Linked DNA regions of Homo sapiens: regions 1 and 3 are each linked to region 2. A link is a loop called in an ENCODE intact Hi-C map of the cell type or tissue named here. Cell type or tissue: GM12878. All regions are shown on one strand. Each heading gives the region's core, and the rest is flanking DNA. Links, peaks and the distances in the headings are about the cores only. Region 1 overlaps CDC123 (cell division cycle 123). Region 2 overlaps CAMK1D (calcium/calmodulin dependent protein kinase ID). Region 3 overlaps CDC123 (cell division cycle 123).

The links. Peaks named below come from ENCODE experiments on the same cell type or tissue, not always from the same donor. Only the 100,000 strongest peaks of a DNase experiment are listed, where the experiment ranks them.
Region 1: a loop joins it to region 2, with 8 times the contacts of the local background. A loop is called at or near these places in 35 of 110 quality-filtered maps.
Region 3: a loop joins it to region 2, with 7 times the contacts of the local background. A loop is called at or near these places in 96 of 110 quality-filtered maps.

What each region holds. Positions count from the first base shown.
Region 1 is chr10:12,212,242-12,218,727 of GRCh38, reverse strand. CDC123 (cell division cycle 123) reads right to left here. Exons shown (of 13, transcript NM_006023.3): 5 at 2,893-2,988; 6 at 1,261-1,367. Among named protein-coding and RNA genes, the nearest start is that of CDC123, 19 kb to the right of the region's middle. In GM12878, for the core only: a CTCF peak has its summit at 3,869 (motif pointing left); no DNase peak of the experiment used is centred there.
Region 2 is chr10:12,708,312-12,714,797 of GRCh38, reverse strand. All of the region lies in intron 3 of CAMK1D (calcium/calmodulin dependent protein kinase ID), which reads right to left. Among named protein-coding and RNA genes, the nearest start is that of MIR548Q, 14 kb to the left of the region's middle. In GM12878, for the core only: a CTCF peak has its summit at 3,514 (motif pointing right); a DNase peak (open chromatin) is centred at 3,657; H3K27ac peaks cover 286 bases.
Region 3 is chr10:12,249,716-12,256,201 of GRCh38, reverse strand. It overlaps CDC123 (cell division cycle 123), which reads right to left. Exons shown (of 13, transcript NM_006023.3): 12 at 6,484-6,486; 13 at 5,613-5,891. The coding sequence ends at 5,865. Among named protein-coding and RNA genes, the nearest start is that of CDC123, 57 kb to the right of the region's middle. In GM12878, for the core only: a CTCF peak has its summit at 3,130 (motif pointing left); a DNase peak (open chromatin) is centred at 3,093.

The DNA of each region.
Region 1 (6,486 bases), core at 1,037-6,036, 500 kb after region 2:
GGGGAGTGCACAAAGAGTTAGCTCAAGGATATTCATTGCAGCTCTGGAAGAACAGAGGGTAGGTCAAATATGTCATGGTACAGCTCTCCAGAGGCGCAGCACTAAGGGAATGGAAAATAATGAATTTAGACACGCAATGATGTCACACTGGTAAGTGCAAAAGCAGCCCACTAAGAAATATAAACCACAGGCTTGGCGTGGTGGCTCACACCTGTAAGCCTAACACGTTGGGAGGCCAAGGCAGGCAGATCACAAGGTCAGGAGTTCGAGACCAGCCTGGCCAATATGGTGAAACCCTGCCTCTACTAAAAATATAAAAAATTAGCCGGGTGTGGTGGTGCATGCCTGTAGTCCCGGCTACTTGGGAGGCTGAGGCAAGAGAATCGCTTGAACCCAGAGGTTGCACTGAGCTGAGATCGTGCCACTGCACTCCAGCCTGGGAGACAGAGTGAGACCCTGCCTCAAAAAAAAAAAAAAAAAGAAAAAAAAAGAAATACAAACTATAGGATCCCATTAAAAAAATCTGTATATAGGTAGAGATAGATGTATTTATATTATATTTATCTATAGATAGAATTCTAGAAATATAATAACCAATTGTGGCAAGATCATGAGTGCTTTTGTTTTTGTTTGTTTTGAGATGGAGTCTCGCTCTGTCGCCCAGGCTACAGTGCAGTGGCACGCAATCTCGGCTCACTACAAACTCCGCCTCCCGGGTTCAAGCCATTCTCCTGCCTCAGCCTCCCGAGTAGCTGAGACTATAGGCACGTGCCACCACGCCCGGCTAATTTTTTGTATTTTTAGTAGAGACGGGGATTCACTATATTGGCCAGGCTGGTCTTGAACTCCTGACCTCAGGTGATCCACCTGTCTTGGCCTCCCAAAGTGCTGGGAATCCCAGGCGTGAGCCACCGCGCCCGGCCATGAGAGCTTTTATATTTCCTGTTTTTATTTAGCTGTAATCCCTAATTTTGCTTTTCTATGATAAATATTTATCAGTTTTATAATAGAAAAAAAATTACTGAAATGTTTAATGGGCAGAGACGCAGGAAGTCCTTAACATTTTCAGATATTCATTATACACCATTTTCTATAAAGGGAAAAGAAAGATTTGCTTTAACAGGTCATTTTGGCAATATGAAATAGCTTTGTTATATGGAGCTATGATTTATAATAGTACTATAAGTAATGGAATTTCATCTATAGAGAAATTTGCACAAATACTGAAACTATTGACATGAGAGAATAAGAGATACTTACGGCTGAGTGAAGTCACGAGTGATGAAATCGGAACTCTTGAAAAGCAGAAAGATGTCGCTGAGGGTTTTACATTTCAGAGAACTATTCATTGCTATCCAATACGCATCCTAAAGAATGAAGCACATGCTATTTAGTCCATATTCCATGTTGGCTGCTATGAATGCTCAGGCCTATAACAAAATCAATAATGCATATCACTTCAAGGGTTTAAGGAAGAAAGTCAAGTAAATTTAAGCAGTACTGTCAAATGTTAAATTATGCTTAACAACAAAAAGCGTCACCACTGCATTTCAGACACTTGGTTATGAACACTGAGATGTCAGGGTCCTCACATTTCAGCCCAGGCCTAAGTACTTCCCAGTGTTTTTCTTACTGATAATAGAAGAGAAGAAAATGAGGTATCAGAAACATCGACATTTTGGCTACAAGATTAAGGTAGTAAAGAAATAGCCTGACCAGCTACTCTCCAAGAAAAGAGAGATCAATTTCCACTCTTCCCGTTTCTGGGGAGTGGCAGCCAAACACTTGAACTTTGGCGGCTGGAGCAGTTACACCCCACGTCTATCAAATCTGAAAGAGAAGGAGGTGAGCTATTCTGAACCACTACAACTTTAAATGGTGAATGTCTCATACATAAGAACAAAAGATGGGAAGGCAAATGCAAAGCAGGCACAAAGCTCAGTGGAACATGCCTAAAAATTACAGAATAATTAAGTCATTTAAAAAATACAACTCTCCCACAGACAGATCAGACACAGGATATAACAGAATTTTGAGAAAACTAACAGTTGCAAACCACTATCCAGTTATCCACACTACATGGAAGAAAAGTACTAAAATATTTGAAAACAGCTACCTCTGGGGAGTAGGAAATGGTGAAGTAAAATAGGTGTCAAGACCTGCTGATTTTCATGGCAAGCTTCCAAATCTATTTGAAATTTTAAATTCTGTACATGTAGAGTATAATTAATTTTTAGAAGTAAAAACAAAAAAGAAAAAATAATAAAAGTAAAAACAAAACTTAGATTAAGTACAAATTATCATTCATTTTAGAATAAAAAAGGCATGAGATAACTTTTGAAATTACAAATAGGTCTCTGATTCCTTAAATAAGCTTTGCTAATACAAAACTGTTTTCTATTGGATTAAAACAACTAACGGATTTTTCCACAGGCCTTAACTTTTATAAAAATCTTGTCAATGCAGTATTAAAATAATAAGACACAATTTAAGAAAAGATCAGTTGACTTCTCCAACCACTCTATTTCTATAGCCTATGACACTATTACTTTTTTTATTTTTATTACTTTTCAACAAAGAAAAATTTCTCTGTTAAACTGAACAGCTGAAGTTTTGAAAAGGGCAGAGTATGAATTTCCTCAGAATTCAAAAACAATCAGCAACACAAGACGTGGAAACTACCTTTTGGCAGAATATACAGTATTTCACAGACCCAGGCAAGTGTATAGCAAAATCCGGAAAGTAAAACAGTAGAGGGAAATTAATAATAAATTCCACAGTATTTTTCCTAGAATTAGGAATATAATTAGACCCTCTGTAGGGATATGAAATGAAATAAACAGCAAAACAAAGAATATTCAAACAGTAAGAGAATTACTTATGTGTTCCTACCCTTGGGGCACTCCAATTAAGCTTAGGAAAGACACTGCCCCCGAGGGAATTGATAGCTTCCTGGACTTTAGTGGCAAACTCAGGAAATTCTGGTGCCTACAGAGAGAGAAGAAATCATTGGGCACGTCAATATCATCACAGTATATATATAAAACAAGATCAAAATCTCAAGGTTATAGTTTAGGGTGTTAAAAACAGAATTTAGAATACAAATTACTATCAGAATTTCTGAACCCAGCTAAATAAAATCAGTGATAAAGTACATTTACCAAAAAGAGAAATAAAATAATCAGCTGCTTAAATGGCATTTTCCAGACAATCAAAGCCTGCAAAGCTGAAATGACACAAGTCACTAGGCTTCTGAGGATGTGAGGAAGGAGTGAATGGTTCTCTGTACACCGACATAAAACCAGCATTCATCAAGAGAAAATAGACAGGTGGAATATCACCTGTAGCAATACTCTAGTTGTCAGAAATAACATCCCTACTTGAAGAGCTAGAAGCCCTTCCACTTGCAGGAAGAGTCTTAGCCATATGGTATTCCCCAAAGCCACGGAGAGAATGAAAAATAAATGATGTGGCAAACTGTATTTAAACACTGCTATTTCCAGACAAGTTTTAAAACAAGCAAAACTCAAAATGTGAACCTTAGTCAAGGTAAAACGTTCTTTCCTGTTTGGATGATTTTTAAAATGCATATTTTATATAAGCTAGTGACCAAAACGTTCTGTGTTTGTTTCGACCCGGAAGTGAATAGAAATACTGCTGTTAAACAGGAACTTAAGCCTGATGTCATTATGTCCTGCCTTGAGCCTAGGTCACTATCACAGGAGCTTATGGACATAAGAAAGAAAAAAAGGTAAGTAAGAGAGGGGGAAGTAGGGCCCTCAAGAGACATAAAAAAACAAAAACATTAACAGATTCTCCACGCAGTCATTAATTTTCATTTATACCCTGTAAAGAGGATTGCTGCCCCCTATCGGGCAACTATAAGTTCTGAAAAAATCCAGTAATCAACTTCTTCCCTAGGAAAAAAAAAAGACAGACTACATCTTGAATTAACTAAACTACACATTCCAAGATGACATCAAATAGTTATGTGGATCCCCAAGATCTAACCCAGCTATGCGAGAGAAAAAACTGTGACAAGAGTCTGAGAAAAGACCAAAGAAATGAGTTTTAAAACATGGTCATATATCCCCCAAAACAAGAAACAGCTTTGAGCAAAAGGCTAGGGAATAAAAACGAGAGCTTAAGGTCCAATTAGGCTGCCTTTCTTTCTGTTACAGATAAATCTGACCTCTAGACTGGTTAATAACTATCTATCTTCCACTAGACGACTTCAGCTTAGATACATGAAATGAGACTAGAGTAATTTAGAGAGGTTTTCAAAATGAACAGCAGCACTGAGTCCTTTATTTTCCATTCATCTCTCCCCATCCAAAGCAATTATGATTTATGTGAGGGCATTTCCTTATAATTGCCTGAAGCGGCTGACTTGGCTCCCCTACCGCTCTAGCCATAAACCCCACTTCTGTGAGATGGGCACTGGCAGTATTTCCTATGAACGGCATTGTTGCACAAACTTTACAACGGGAAAGAATTCAACTTTCAAAGACAAAGCAATTTAATTTTCCTATCCCATAAAGCTTGACATCTAAGGATTACTTTTCATGTATGCCTTTTAAAAGATGTGATCAGTCCCCTCAAATCCTCAAAATTATTCAACTTTAGGATAACCTGCCATAAGAATCCTAAAACAAATTTAAATTATAAAAAGTTTATGCACAGTCTTAAGTGGAAGACTATGTACTGTTTACATACAGCACAACCTTCTAGGTTATCTGTTTTTAGCCAGGTCTGTGAGCTACTTTACAACTTGGCAAATTCTAGGTAAGTGATAGTGACATGAACTAATTCTTACGGACAGGCAATTTCTATCTCATCTGGAAGAGGTCCAATTGTCTTTTCTCCCATACTGCAGGGAGGCAAAACCAGTTTTGCCTCATTTACATACTCATTTCAATATTCCTGATCTAAAAATATATCTTTTCTTTGGATTCTCTTTTGAACCAGTTCTAACAATCTGTCTGGTTCCCTCATGAGTTAAATAACATCTTCAACACGCATTAAAGAGTTTTATATGAGTCATGATTTTACCATTTTCTATAAATTATCTATCAAAATCACGGAACTAACACTGACACAATACAGATCTTATTCAAAATTTGCCAAGTGTCCTAGTAACGTCTTCTACAGAAAAAAAAAAAACTGAAACTTTTTTTCTGGTCCAGGCATCCAGTCTAGCCAGAATCATGGACTAAATCTAGTTGTCAGGTCCCTTTAATCTTCTTCAATCTGTGGCAGTTCCTCTCTCTGTTGTTCTTACCATTTATGACCTTGACGTTTTTGAAAAGTTCAGGGCAACTACTCTATACAATTTCTAAAAGTTGAGTCTGTTGGATGTCTCCTCCCAAGCAGACTCAGGCTGCGCAGCTGTGACAGGTGGTGTCCTTCCCATGCATCGTATCAGGAGGCACACATGACAGGTCTGTCCCATCACTGACAAGGTTAATACTGATCACTTGGCTGCCAGGTCTTTGCATTGTAACATTACTATTTTTCTTTGCGCAAACAGTAAGTAATTTGGGTGAAGATACTTAGAAAAGATGGAACTATCCTCTTTCTCACTGTATATTCACCCACTAATTTTAGCATCTATTCAATCAAATATTATTACAATGGTTGCCAAATAGTAATTCCTAATTCCATCATTCCTACTACATGTATTAGTTAGTGCCTTTAGTACTATAAAGACAAGCTTCCTTTTTTCCCCACTTATTTAATCACTTATGTATGTCACTATGGGATCAGCAATTCTTATTTTAGTCAATAGGTCATAACCTATTCTTATACTTCACATAGAGTATCCCTTATCCAAAATGGGTAAGACCAGAAGTGTTTTGGATTTCAGAATATTTGCATATACATAATGGGGATGGGACCCAAATCTAAACACAAAAGTCATTTACGTTTCATATACACCTTATGCACACGGCCTGAAGGTAATTTCATTTTTCCCTTGGGGAGGCTGAATGAGCTGGGTTGTGCACCTGCATTGTGGCTGTACCTGTCACATGAGGTCAGGTGTGGAATTTTCCACTTGTGGTGTCATGTTAGTGCTCGTAAAGTTTTGGGAGCTAAGCATGCTGGCACACACCTGCAGTACCTGCTACTCAGGAAGCTGAAGCAGAAGGATCACTTGAGCCCAGAAGTTTGAGTGCAGCCTGGGCAACACAGTGATAGTCAGTCTTTTTAAAAAGTTTTGGAATTTGGAGCATTTTCAATTTTGAATTTGGGGATTAAGAATACTCAAACTCTATTTGTTATGATGCTCATATTTTTAGACAGTGAGAGCCCAAAGCTAGCTTCTGGCATCTTTTTGTCATGTCACATCATTGTTTCAGCACTTCCACAGTTTCTGGCACAAGTTGTTGCAGGCTCATTTTTACTTTCCCAATCCCAGTCCAGAATATCTCCAAGAAGCTTCAATTTTGTTTAGTGGAGAATGGTATTTAGAAACCAAGATCAAGG
Region 2 (6,486 bases), core at 823-5,822:
GTGTGTGTGTGTGTGTGTGTGTGTGTGTGTGTGTGTAATTTAATGTACCTATTTTTATTTATTTACTTATTTATTTTTTGAGTTGGAGTCTTGCTCTGTTGCCCAGGCTGGAGTGCAGTGGCGTGATCTCGGCTCACTGGAACCACCACCTCCTGGATTAAAGCAATTCTCCTGCCTCAGCCTCCTGAGTAGATGAGATTACAGGCACCTGCCACCAAGCCCAGCTAATTTTTTGTATTTTTAGTGAGACAGGGTTTCATCATGTTGGCCAGGCTGGTCTCTAACTCCTGACCTCGTGATCCGCCTGCCTTGGCCCCCCAAAGTGCTGGGATTACAGGCGTGAGCCACCGCACCTGGCCTTAATGCACCTATTTATAAATATATAAATATACTTTTTATTTTAAAATTATAATTAAAAATATAAATATACTTTTAAACCTCTCTGGGCTGGGAGCATGTAAGTGTACTGTTCCATTTTGCACAGGGGTGCATGTTTTGGGGACTATGCCATGTATGAAGGTAGACGGTTGTCTGGATTCATATTCTAAAGATATAATATGTCTATGCCTACGGGGGTGGGGGGTGACGGTGGGGTCGGTCAGCAGGGTGACCATGGATAAGAGACTTAGAGAAGCCCACCACCTTCCAAGTCAGCAGCCCCTCCACAGGACCACTGGGAAAGCAGAGTCCTGGCTACATGCCGTGACCATGGGCTGTGGCAGGGATGTCCTTACAGTGGAGGTGAGGGTTCCAGACCAGCTATCACAGCCTGATGGTACCAGCTGTCAACATAACCCCGTTCCCTCCTCCTGCTCTGATCCCATCCATCCAAGCGATCTTCTGATTACAGTTTGCCTTTCTAAGTATTTTTGCCCTAAAGGGGAAAGACGATGCTACTTAGCCAACATGAGCCCACTGGATAATTATACATTTTATTATGAATCAATAATACTGGCATTCTGTCTCTGTTGAGGGATTCTGTTCCAACAAAAGCATCCACACTTGGTGTGTTGACAAACCAGCTGAAGTCTAGATGCTGGGCTGTGGGGCATCCATCCAGGTGAATGCCACTTGTTGGGGGCCCTGCTTCCATGGCCACCTGCCCTTCCCCACATCTGACCACATCCTAACAAACATCTGCAACTGAAGGGAGGACATGTAGGGGTCCCCCAATCCTCCTTTCTTCCTTTCTCCCTGCTCAGATTTCTACAAACATGGATCCTAGTCCGCATTCCCTCCCTGTTTCTTTTTGGTTTTTGATCTGACCAATAAGCCACCAGTGAACAACTGTGTACCGTGCCGACAGAGAGACCATTCCGGCCTCAAATGTCATTGCTGTGAGAAGCCAGTTAGCAATGGGCACCCCTGGAATTCGTGGGAGCAAAGTTAACCCAATGCTGCACTTCACCAACCTCAGGGTAAAACGCAACTCATGGAAACCTCAAAGCTGAAACAGGACTTAGATAAACTAAAGGCATCGTCCACAAGTTGCCTATCATTTGACTTCTTAAAAGCAGCACTCACTTGGTGAAACCCTGTTACTACTAAAAATACAAAAAATTAGCCGGGCCTGGTGGCGTGCGCTTGTAATCCCAGCTACTCAGGAGGCTGAGGCAGGAGAATCGCTTGAACCTGGAAGGCAGAGGTTGCAGTGAGCCAAGGTGGCGCCATTGCACTCCAGCTTGGGCAACAAGAGCAAAACTCCATCCCAAAAAAAAAAGGGAGGCACCCACTTAACAGAAACTCTAAGGAGATCTGAAATAGGTACCATGCCTCCGGGAATGTCAAAACCATCTTTTCCATGGAGAAGTATATATTTTTTACATGCTCATGCCTCCCTCCTTTCACAGAGGGTGGGCTCTGAGGCTCTCCCAGGTATGGAACTGACAATGAAGCTGGCTGCTGCTAAGCTCAGTACCCTCCCCTTCGCTGCTTTACTTTTCTCATCAGTACAGGGGTGTGTGTGTAGGCGGGGGAGATAATAGAGTCTAATTCTCTGAGCCTGATAATCCTACAGCTGAATCTTCCCCTCCGTTATGGACTGAATGTTAGTCTCCCCTACCCCTAAATACACACGAAACCCTAACCCCCAGTATGATGGTATTAGGAGATGGAGCCTTTGGGAGACGATCAGGTTAGATGATGTCAAACAAATGGGGCCCCCAGGATGCGATTAGTGTCCCTATAAGAAGAGACGCCAGAGCCCTCTTTTTGTCCACCATGTGAGAACACAGTGAGAAGGAGGCCGTCTGCAAACCAGGAAGAGAGCCCTCACCAGGAAGTGAATCAGCCACCACCTTGCTCTGGAACTTCCACCCTCCAGAACTGTGAGAAATACACATCCACATTGAAGCTGCCCAGTCTACAGCGTTCTGTTGTAGCAATTCCAGCTAAGACACCCTTCTTCACCCTGTGTGCCCCTCCATGGCGCTGCTGCAGGCTGGCTTGGTATTATAGTTATGTGTGCGCCTGTCCTAGCTGTGAGTACTCTAGACACAGGGCTGCATCCTGACATTCCTGAACCTGCAACACTGACCCCAGCAGTGTGACGCTTCCAAAAACATCAGCTCCTATTGTCCCTGGAGAGCTTCAGTTGAAGGAGAGCGGAGCTTCCCTTAGGGTGGCCCTCAAGCTTCTTGGTGAAGTTCTTAAAAGCATCTTCCACATCTGCTATGTCCTTTGTACCTGATAAAATGCACAAATCAGCAAATAAACCTACTCTGCCCCTCAAAAGCATCAATCAACAAAGCTAACAGAGGAACAGCTGATACATTTGCCGATCACATTTTCCACTGAAAAACTTAGGAGAAACCTGATCTGTTGGTAGGGCACACAGAAAATCTGAAATTACGTCTGAGAAAAACATTTTACCTTTATGGGAGGTATACATCTAAATAGAAATATAAGGACAGAATTTTATTTTGGACCAAGTTATTTTTCATGGCATATTGAAAAACGAACGTTTGATCATCACTGCTGTCAATGTTGCCTTCATTCTAGACTAGCACTGGTGTTTCTGTAAAAACAGGGTGTAGACAGAGTAGATATTTAGATCTGCTAGAAAGGACAGAGACCAAAGTGGTGTGAGGACTCCGGCTCCGGGCCAGAGCGTCCTTCCCTGCCTCATATTAACAGGGAACGCAATGACATTCACCTCTTCTTATGAGAATGCAGAATATTTTACCTGGCACTGCTCTCTCTGAAAAGAGCAGCAAGCAGTACCAAGAAGCAGCAAATACCCTGGCAGATGATTTTAGGATCTCCATACTCTGACAAAGAAAAATATAAATGAACATAAAATGTAAAACATTCTGAAACTCCAAAAGGCAGGAATGAAGGGAATACGTGAGAGCTCTTCCAACGATGCATTCTCATGCATATTTATCTACAAGACAGCCTGCTGAGTTCATTACTGTCTATCACAGAGGGACTGAATTTCCTTTGCCTTTAAATGCCTGTCCCCTAAAGCAAGGTTCAGTTTCTCGCTCTGTGTTTTCCCCCTTAGCCTGCAGGTGGCGCCCCCGTTCCAGTCCCCTATGACCACTGCTGAAAATGGCTAGATCTTGGATTCCTCAGAAACAAGTTCTTGCCACATCACCTTATGCGACTGAAACAGGCGGTTTTCTCTTTTGCTTTTAGCCAGAACCCAACTGTTCCTGGAATCACAGGGCCAGAAGACTTGATTAAGCTGAAATTAATACCAAGAAATAGAAGGGGAGAAAAAGAGGACAGACTTTCATGACTGGGAGCTCTATCCAACAACAGGCTTATGTGGGAGGTGGATTTTGACTGCATGATGAAATACACAAGCAATACATTCAAAACCTTAATCCACCCAGCAAAGATCCATGGTATATAGTCTGAACAAGTTGATGAAAACTCCAATAGTGATTGATCAAATGTCAAAGGCAACAGACATTTGGATAACTTTTTATATACCCTGGTGTACACTCGGAGGTACATATCGCCGGTGGGGTTGTGTTCAGCCTGGATGTCTTTGTTTATATACCAGAGGTTCTGCTGTGTGATTAGTTATTTGTTCTTAGTGGAATACAGTGTAGGTCTTTACACACTCCCCCTCTTGCCTGGGTCCTGACTCCTAAGGTTGCATTTTCACTGGGAAAGGTTGGATCGCATTCTGGGCAGCAGCAGGTGGCTGAATCCAAGCTTGCTGGTGGCAAATTATCCTGGCCCCCATCCCACAACTTGCAGGACCTGAGCCCGAAAGAAGTCTGTACACCTGGTCTCTCAAGCCACTGTCAAGAGGGCTAAAAACTTTGACGTACAAAAGACTGTATCGAAGGCATTTGTTTCTTCTCTGTCTTTGTCACTAATCTGTGGGCTCTTTATTTTTCATGTTCATATTTTCCATAGCTCATGTCATTTCTAGCATATAATAGATGCTCAATAAACATGTACGGAATGAATGACAGGGTACAGCCAAATTACCGAAAGTTATCAAGACACTGTCCAGAAATACTCTGGTGGCAGTAGTGTGTTACTTACAACGTAAATCAATGTCATTACGTCGGGATCCAGCTGTTGTGCCCATTTACAGAAATATACTTTAGGTTCTAAGTGGGAAAATTAAAGAAGAAGTTAAGTGTCTGTGAAGCTGATAGTTACAAACGGTAACACTTAATTTTCTTCTGAAAGATGATATACTGCTCTAAGCATTTATATAGTATTTCATTTAATCCTCATGACAATCTCTGAGGTAAATACAACTATGATCACATTTTAGAGGAAACTGAGGCACAGAAAAGTTAAGAAGTTTGCTCAAAGTCACACGGTAACTTGAAGAGTCAGGATGCAAACCTATGCAGTCTGACTCCAGAGCTGGGGAAACAAAAACAAGAAACTGCAGGCATCGACTCTGCGTCCTTCAATTCCCTTCCTACTGGCTTTTTATCAAAGGTAATCTTTCCTTAGACATTTCCCAACTGCTAAATATGCCTACAATCCACCAGCTACCACATAATAAAAAAGTTAAACAAAGTAACAAAACTCAGCAGAAATACTTTGAAGCTGATTAAATCATAAATTTGAATGTTTTCCCGAGGCAGTAAGTAAATAGATATTTTCATGGATGTTGCTACAGAGAGGAAACTGAATCACTCCATAATCCTACAGCTATACAAGATATCGGGTGACAGATTAAAACACACAGGCCCTCCTCTCCACCTCTATGTACCTAGAGCACTAAGTTTCCTTTTCTTGTGAAAAAGCTTCTTGCTGTTTCTGAGTTTGCAGACTCTTAGCTTTGGGCTGTCTCAATACTAGATATTTTTATTCCCCTAAGATTTCAGAATGCATTCAGTTCTTTGTATCTGTCATATTTTCATTTTCCCTCCTTAGACTCTGCATTGCAAAGTCCTTTCCATTTGCGAGTTTGTTTCAACAATGGCAAAGAGGTGGGGACAGCTGGTGCCTTCTGCAGCCACTGTCTCCCTTTACCAAGAAAAAAAAAAAAATCCTCCAACCACGGCCTTAGCACTCCTCACATTTTCTCAGCCAAGAATTTTCTCAGCTACAATGTATTCCATCTTTACAAGCCCACAAGGCCTTTTTGTTTTTTTCTAATTTTCCATTTATATAACTGTGGAGGCTCCAAGCTCCAAGTCGGCTTTCCCAGAGCCTCCACAAAGAGGTTCTCACCCGCCCCCCACATAGGTGACTCACCCAGGAGGAAGGTCTGACAAGGAGGAAAGATGTCTGAGGCTTGGACCTGGGTAGCCACCTTCTGCCAAAAGATCTGTGCCCCCCACTCCCATGCCACAGTTCAGGCCCCAGGGCATGGGTGCCTGCTCCCTTGGCTGAGACTCGAACTGGGATGCCGTTAAGAGATGCAACTCCGGGTCGGGCGTGGTGGCTCACTGACTTCAAGTGATCCTCCTGCCTCGGCCTCTCAAAGTGCTGGGATTACAGATATGAGCCACCACGCCTGGCCTAATGGGATCATTGAAAACAAGCCCCACTACATCAAACAAGTCATCCATATTTAATAACCAATAATATCGTAGATTAGGAAGATCCTATTACCAAAGAGTCCCTAACAACCTCAAAATGAATAGAAGAAAACAGCCCACCTGTCCAAAAGGCCATGATGCTTATACTGTCTTGGGAGTTAATATCTGTAATTCAAGGAAACTGGCACTTTTAAAGAGGATAGGGACATGCAAATTATATTACAGGCAAAGCGTCAACTCTTTTGCTGAGGCCGTCTGAAGCTTTATAGAAACAAGTGCAAAAGTATATTATGGAGCTTAATGAAAAAATAAATTGTGTTTACGTGATCTTAATCACAGTTTTATTATTCTATATTGAGATCCAGCTGGGATCAGGGATTGGGTGGCAAGAAGGGAAGGGGGAGTGCACAGCATATGCGTTACTCTTCCTCTGCTTCTGTGCCCATCAGATGGAGTTACGGCGCTTCCTTCTTCTCCTTCCCTCCCTCCCATCACCACCCAAACTCCATCTCTTTCA
Region 3 (6,486 bases), core at 725-5,724, 460 kb after region 2:
TGTCCCTACCTGGCGCTTTTTTTTTTTTTTTTTTTTTTGAGACAGAGTCTCGCTCTGTTGCCCAGGCTGGAGTGAAATGGCATGATCTCGGCTCACTGCAACCTGTGCCTCCTGAGTTCAAATGATTCTCCCGCGTCAGCCTCCCGAGTAATTGGGATTACAGGTGCCCAGTACCACGCCTGGCTAATTTTTGTATTTTTAGTAGAGACGGGGGTTTCGCCATGTTGGTCAGGCTGGTCTCGAACTCCTGACCTCAATTGATCCTCCCGCCTCGGCCTCCCAAAGTGCTGGGATTACAGGCTTGAGCCACTGCGTCCAGCTCCTGGTGTCCTCTTTCTTTTTTTAGACGGAGTTTCACTCTGTCGCCAGGCTGGAGTGCAGTGGCCCGATCTCGGCTCACTGCAACCTCCGACTCCCTGTTTCAAGTGATTCTCCTACCTCAGGGTCCCAGGTAGCTGGGATTACAGGCATGTGCCACCACGCCCAGCTAATTTTTGTATTTTTAGTAGAGACGAGGTTTCACCATGTTGGCCAGGATGGTCTTGATCTCCTGACCTCATGATCCACCTGCCTCGGCCTCCCAAAGTGCTGGGATTACAGGCATGAGCCACCGTGCCCGGCCTCCTGGTGTCCTCTTTCTTTGGTGACTTTTTTTTTTTTTGTAAAGAACTAAGAACTCCAATGCTCTCAGCATTACCAATACATGCAAAGGAGGCTATGCTTCTTTTGTAAGTGAGAGAAACTCAGTCTGGCTTTGGAAGCTTGAGCTTTCATTGACCTGAGATATATGCCTTTCACAAGGTGGAAAACAAATGTTCCTAAAAGCAATAACATTACTTGACATTTTTGTAGCATTTTTTGTCTTCAAAGCAATTTGTAGACATTAAAGAATAAGCTGTCAGCCCTTCCCAGATAAGAATCATTGCCTAAGTGCTTAGTACAACCCTGTCCTGTTCCTCAGACCTAAACAGTGGGCCCTGCTTATAAACTGTGGCTGAACAAAATGACTTCTTAGGAGGAGAAAACAGAGGGAGGGTGGGGGAATGAACTCAGTTGGAAGGAAGAAAAGAAGACGACCTGCAATTTATCTAGTACATATTGTGAGTCTGGGGTGACAGTTTGGAGAACACTAGGGCTTCAGCCTGGCTCTGTGCCTGTTGCCCAGGCTGGAGTGCAGTGGCACAATCTCGGCTCACTGCAACCTCCACCCCCCAAATTCAAGCAATTCTCCTGCCTCAGCCACCTGAGTAGCTGGGATTACAGGCACGTGCCAAAATGCCTGGCTAATTTTTTTGTGTTTTTAGTAGAGGCAGAGTTTCACCATGTTGGCCAGGCTAGTCTCAAACTCCTGACCTCAGGTGATCCACCCACCTTGGCCTCCAAAAGTGCTGGGATTATAGGTGTGAACCACCGCGCCAGGACTCTTCCTTTCTTTCCTTTTTATCTATTTTTTTTTTTTGCGCGGGGAGGGGAGGCGGTGCAGTGGTGAGATCATAGCTCACTGCAGCCTTGAACTCCTGGGCTCAAGCGATCCTCCTGCCTCAGCCTCCTATGTCGTTAGGACTACAGGCATGCACCAGCATGTCTGGCTAATTTGTCTTTAAAAAAAAAAAACAACTTTTTTTAGAGACAGGGTCTTACTATGTTGCCAGTATCATTTTATTTTGGTTTTCTTTGATTAAAAAAAAAAAAAAGACGCACCTGAATGCATTCTCTCTTTAGGTCATTCATGCCAGACTTTTTGCCTAACCGTATAACTTTTAGCTATTTCTTCACTACATTTTTGTTACGATGTCTTAGATTTCTGTTCCTCAATCTTTTTGTTTGTTTGTTTTTGAGATGGAATCTTGCTGTTTCAGGCTGAAGTGCAGTGGCACAATCTTGGCTCACTGCAACCTCTGCCTCCCAGGTTCAAGTGATTCTCCTGCCTCAGCCTCCCAAATCGTGGGGATTACAGGTGCGCACCACCACACCTGGCTAATTTTTTGTAGTTTTGGTAGAGACGGGGTTTCACCATGTCGGCCAGGCTGGTCTTGAACTCCTAACCTCAAGCAATCTACCTAACACGGCCTCCGAAAGTGCTGGGATTACAGGCATGAGCCACCATGCACGGCCTAGTCCTCAAGCATCTTTCTTTTTTTTTCTTTTTTGGAGACAGAATCTCACTCCGCTGCCAGGCTGGAGTGCAGTGGCGTGATCTCAGCTCACTACAACCTCTGCCTCCCGGGTTCAAGCAATTCGCCTGCCTCAGCCTCCCGAGTAGCTGGGACTACAGGAATGCACCACCGTGCCCGGCTAATTTTTTGTATTTTAGTAGAGACAGGGTTTCACCATGTTGGCCAGGATGGTCTCGATCTCCTGACCTTGTGATCTGCCCGCCTCGGCCTCCCAAAGTGCTGGGATTACAGGCGTGAGCCACCGTGCTCAGCTGTATCTTTCTAAGGTGTATACATACCTGCACTGTGTGTGAGTGGTAAGTTTACCGTGATTTATTCTTTCCTTAGCATGAGCCAAGGACAACATGTGAATAAAACAATGTTTAGATCCTGCTACAGGGAAGGTTTTGGGAAAGTCAACATCTTTGGGGAGCAGTTTCGTCATCTGTCAAAAAAGAAAAGAAGGGACTGGGCGTGGTGGCTCACACCTGCAATCCCAGCACTTTGGGAGGCTGAGGTGGATGGATCACCTGAAGTCAGGAGTTTGAGACCAGCCATGGTCAACATGGCGAAACCCCGTCTCTACTAAATATATATATATATTTTTTTCTTGACTCTGTTAAAAAGAACGTGCCTTTCATATACTGTACAGAAGTCTGCCAAGCAGAATGATTGACAATAGCTACCATTTGTCTGTGGTCTGTGACGTGCAGTGCACTACGCTACAGGTTTATGAGTTATCTCACTTAACGGACTCCAGAAAACTCTTCTTACCCTTTGCAGGTAACAAACTTAGTCAAAAAAACTGTCACATAAGGTTTCTGCTTGTTTTTTAACGATCCTCAATCATCAAAAAGAGAAATGGTTGAGATGAGAAAACCTTACGAACTCAGAAAATGCAAATCAAATGAGACTCTTGAAAACAAAACTGGCAAAGCGTGCTGTCTCCAGGAGGCCCATGCGACATGACACCACCTGCAGGACAAAGCACATATTTACCCCAACCCTTCAAAGGCAACTGCAGCAGCGTCTTCTCTTCAGAAGGAAGGACTGCAGGGACACGCTGAGGAAGCACACAGGTTTCCATTTTCTGAATTCAAGCACAAGCCTGAGGTACCTCAAAGAAAGAACAAATGCCAGTAAAATAAAAGGACGATTCAAAACTTAAGAGCTGGGCGCGGTGGCTCACGCCTGTAATCCCAGCACTTTGGGAGGCCGAGGCGGGCGGATCTCTTGAGGCCAGGAGTTTGAGATCAGCCTGACTAACATAGTGAAACCCCATCTCTACTAAAAACACAAAAATTAGCTGGATGTGGTGATGCATACCTGTAATCTCAGCTACTCAGGAGGCTGAGGCAGGAGAATTGCTTGAACCCAAGAGGCAGAGGTTGCAGTGAGCTCAGATCGTGCCACTGTATTCCAGCCTGGGAGATAGAGTGAGACTCTGTCTTAAAACAGAAGTAATTTTTAGGCAGGCATAAATTATACTGGGCTTTAGGAGAATATTTCCTGCATAGTATCCTATATTTCCTGATATTAACATCAGGAAAATCAACTAAAATTAAATACACTAAGTAAACAATGCACAAAAATCACATTTTAGAAAGTGACCTGGGAGTTGAAGTCCAGTTTCCCCAGGAAAATGTGCGCAAAAGTGTAATGAGAATTGTACAGTTTATGAACTCTCTGCCAAATTTTGCTTGGGTCTTTTTATTTTATATAGTCTGAATATAGTTTTCTTTTTTGTGGGGGATGGAGGCTCGCTCCGTCACCCAGGCTGGAGTGCAGTGGTGCAATCTCAGCTCACTGCAACCTCCGCCTCCCAGGTTCAAGTCATTCTTCTGCCTCAGCCTCCCAAGTAGCTGGGACTACAGGCGCCCACCACCACACCCAGCTAATTTTTGCATTTTTAGTAGAGATGGCATTTCACCATATTGGTCAGACTGGTCTTGAATTCCTGATCTTAGATGATCTGCCGGTCTCGGGCTCCCAAAGTGCTGGGATTACAGGCATGAGCCACCACATCCAGCCTAGTCTGAATGTTTTCAATTGGTATCAAATATATTTACTTTTTTTTTGGCTTGGTAAAATGCCATCTTGACAAAGCCAGCTTCCAGAGCTAAACTTAAAATCAACCCTTGATACTAAATCCATCATAGGTGGATAGGCACCTGTAAGCAGTTTAAAAAAACAAAAGTATTTCTGAAGTACCTGTACATTAAACAGTTGAGGCCAGGGGCGGCGGCTCACACCTGTAATCCCAGCACTTTGGGAGGTCGAGGCAAGCAGATAACCTGAGGTGAGCAGTTCAAGACAAGCCCCATCAACATGGAGAAACCTCATCTCTACTTAAAATAAAAAATTAGCTGGGCATGGTGCCACATGCCTGTAATCCCAGCTACTCAGGAGGCTGAGGCAGGAGAATCGCTTGAACCCAGGAGACAGAGGTAGCGGTGAGCCAAGATGGCACTATTGCACTCCAGCCTCGGCAACAAGAACAAAACTCCATCTCAAAAACAAACAAAAAAACAACTGGCCCCACAAATGGCAATTGAGGCCAGACACAGTGGCTCACACCTGTAATCCTAGCAGTTTGGAAGGCTGACGCAGGAGGATTGCTTAAGGCCAGGAGTTTGAGATCAGTATGGGCAACACAGGGAAACCCCATCTCTACTACTTAAAAAAAAGAAAAAAAGGGCATCTGATGTACTGAATACAAAGATCAAGTACTGAGGACGAAGATTACCACCGGATACCACGTCGGGCAGGTACCCTGGGAAATTGTGATGTCTGTATCCTTCAAATTGCTTGGTGATGTCAACTAATACAGAAAGAGCTCTTAGTAGAATGTCTGGCACATCATAAAGCCTCGGTAAATTAGGCACAATTGATATCATCACTTAAAAATGGTGGCCTTTTAAAAACGCCACATGGCAAAACCCCATCTCTACAAAAAAATACAAAAATCAGCTGGGCGTGGTGGTGTGCACCTGTAGTCCCAGTTACTCAGGAGGCTGAGGCAGGACTGCCTGAGTCCAGGAGATTGAGGCTGCAGTGAGCTGTGATTGTGCCACTGCACCCCAGACTGGGCAACAGAACAAGACTGTCCCTAAACAAAACAGGGCGGGCGTGGTGGCTCACACCTATAATCCCAGCACTTTGGGAGGCCAAGGTGGGCAAATCACTTGAGGATCAGGAGTTCCAGACCAGCCTGGCCAACACGGTGAGACCCTACCTCTACTAAAAATATAAAACTCAGCTGGGTGTGGTGGCATGCACCTGTAATCCCAGCTACTTGGGAGCCTGAGGCAGGAGAATCGCTTGAACCAGGAGGTGGAGGTTGCAGTGAGCCGAGATCGCACCAGTGCACTCCAGCATGGGCGACACAGCGAGACTGTCTCAAAAAATTAAAATTAAAATAAATAAATAAAATAATGACTCGGTAGAAAAGCAACGTATTTCATAGAAAGCATTTTATTATCAGAACAGTATGGTTTTCCTATGTTTAAGATCTATTTATTATGTTATTTTTACAAGTAGCAAAGTCCCTCCGTTTTTTTCCCCAGGTGAATGTACATGAATATAAAAAGTGGCTGATGTCCACACTGCTCGGCCCACCCGCATCAGGGTCGGCAGGAAGTTGCGGCTGATGAGCAGCTCCCGGAGCGGTGGGGCGGGGCCTCCTCTTCTCCAGTTCCAGTACGCTCATCAGTCGTCCTCCTGCTGATTTCTCTTCTGTCAAAGAAAACCAAGGGGATGTTAAAATAGCACATGCTCCTTGGGATATCTGCTCAGCAGGTGTAATTTTCTAGAGGTCTTGGCAAAGGATGTAATTAAAAATTGTCATGGAAAACCATGCTTTAATTCATTAAACTAGTTTATCACTTTGACTCCTGAGCAAATTATCCTCAGGTATTTGAGTATTTTCTTCTCTTTCTTCCATACATACAAAAACTCCTACACAGAAATCCACACAAAAATATAAATATTCACATCCCCTCTTGAGTAAAATCACCACCAGAGCAGAGACCTGCTCTCCTTACAGCCTTCTAACAATATACACACTTTCTTCAAAGTTACAAGTATTTTGAAAAATGTTCAAAAGGCATGTACAGCATAAAAACATTTTCTGTCATTCTAATCAATAAATTATGCCTTCAGCTCCTATTTCATATTTAATTAGAAAATGCTCTAACTCAGTAACTTGGTTCCATTCATAACCATCAAAGTCTAGGTGATACAGGATTCCAATGAAATATTATATAAAAGCCAATTTGAAGGTCTATTTGAAAAGATGGCCAGCATACTAAATGCACATAGACTTTACCAG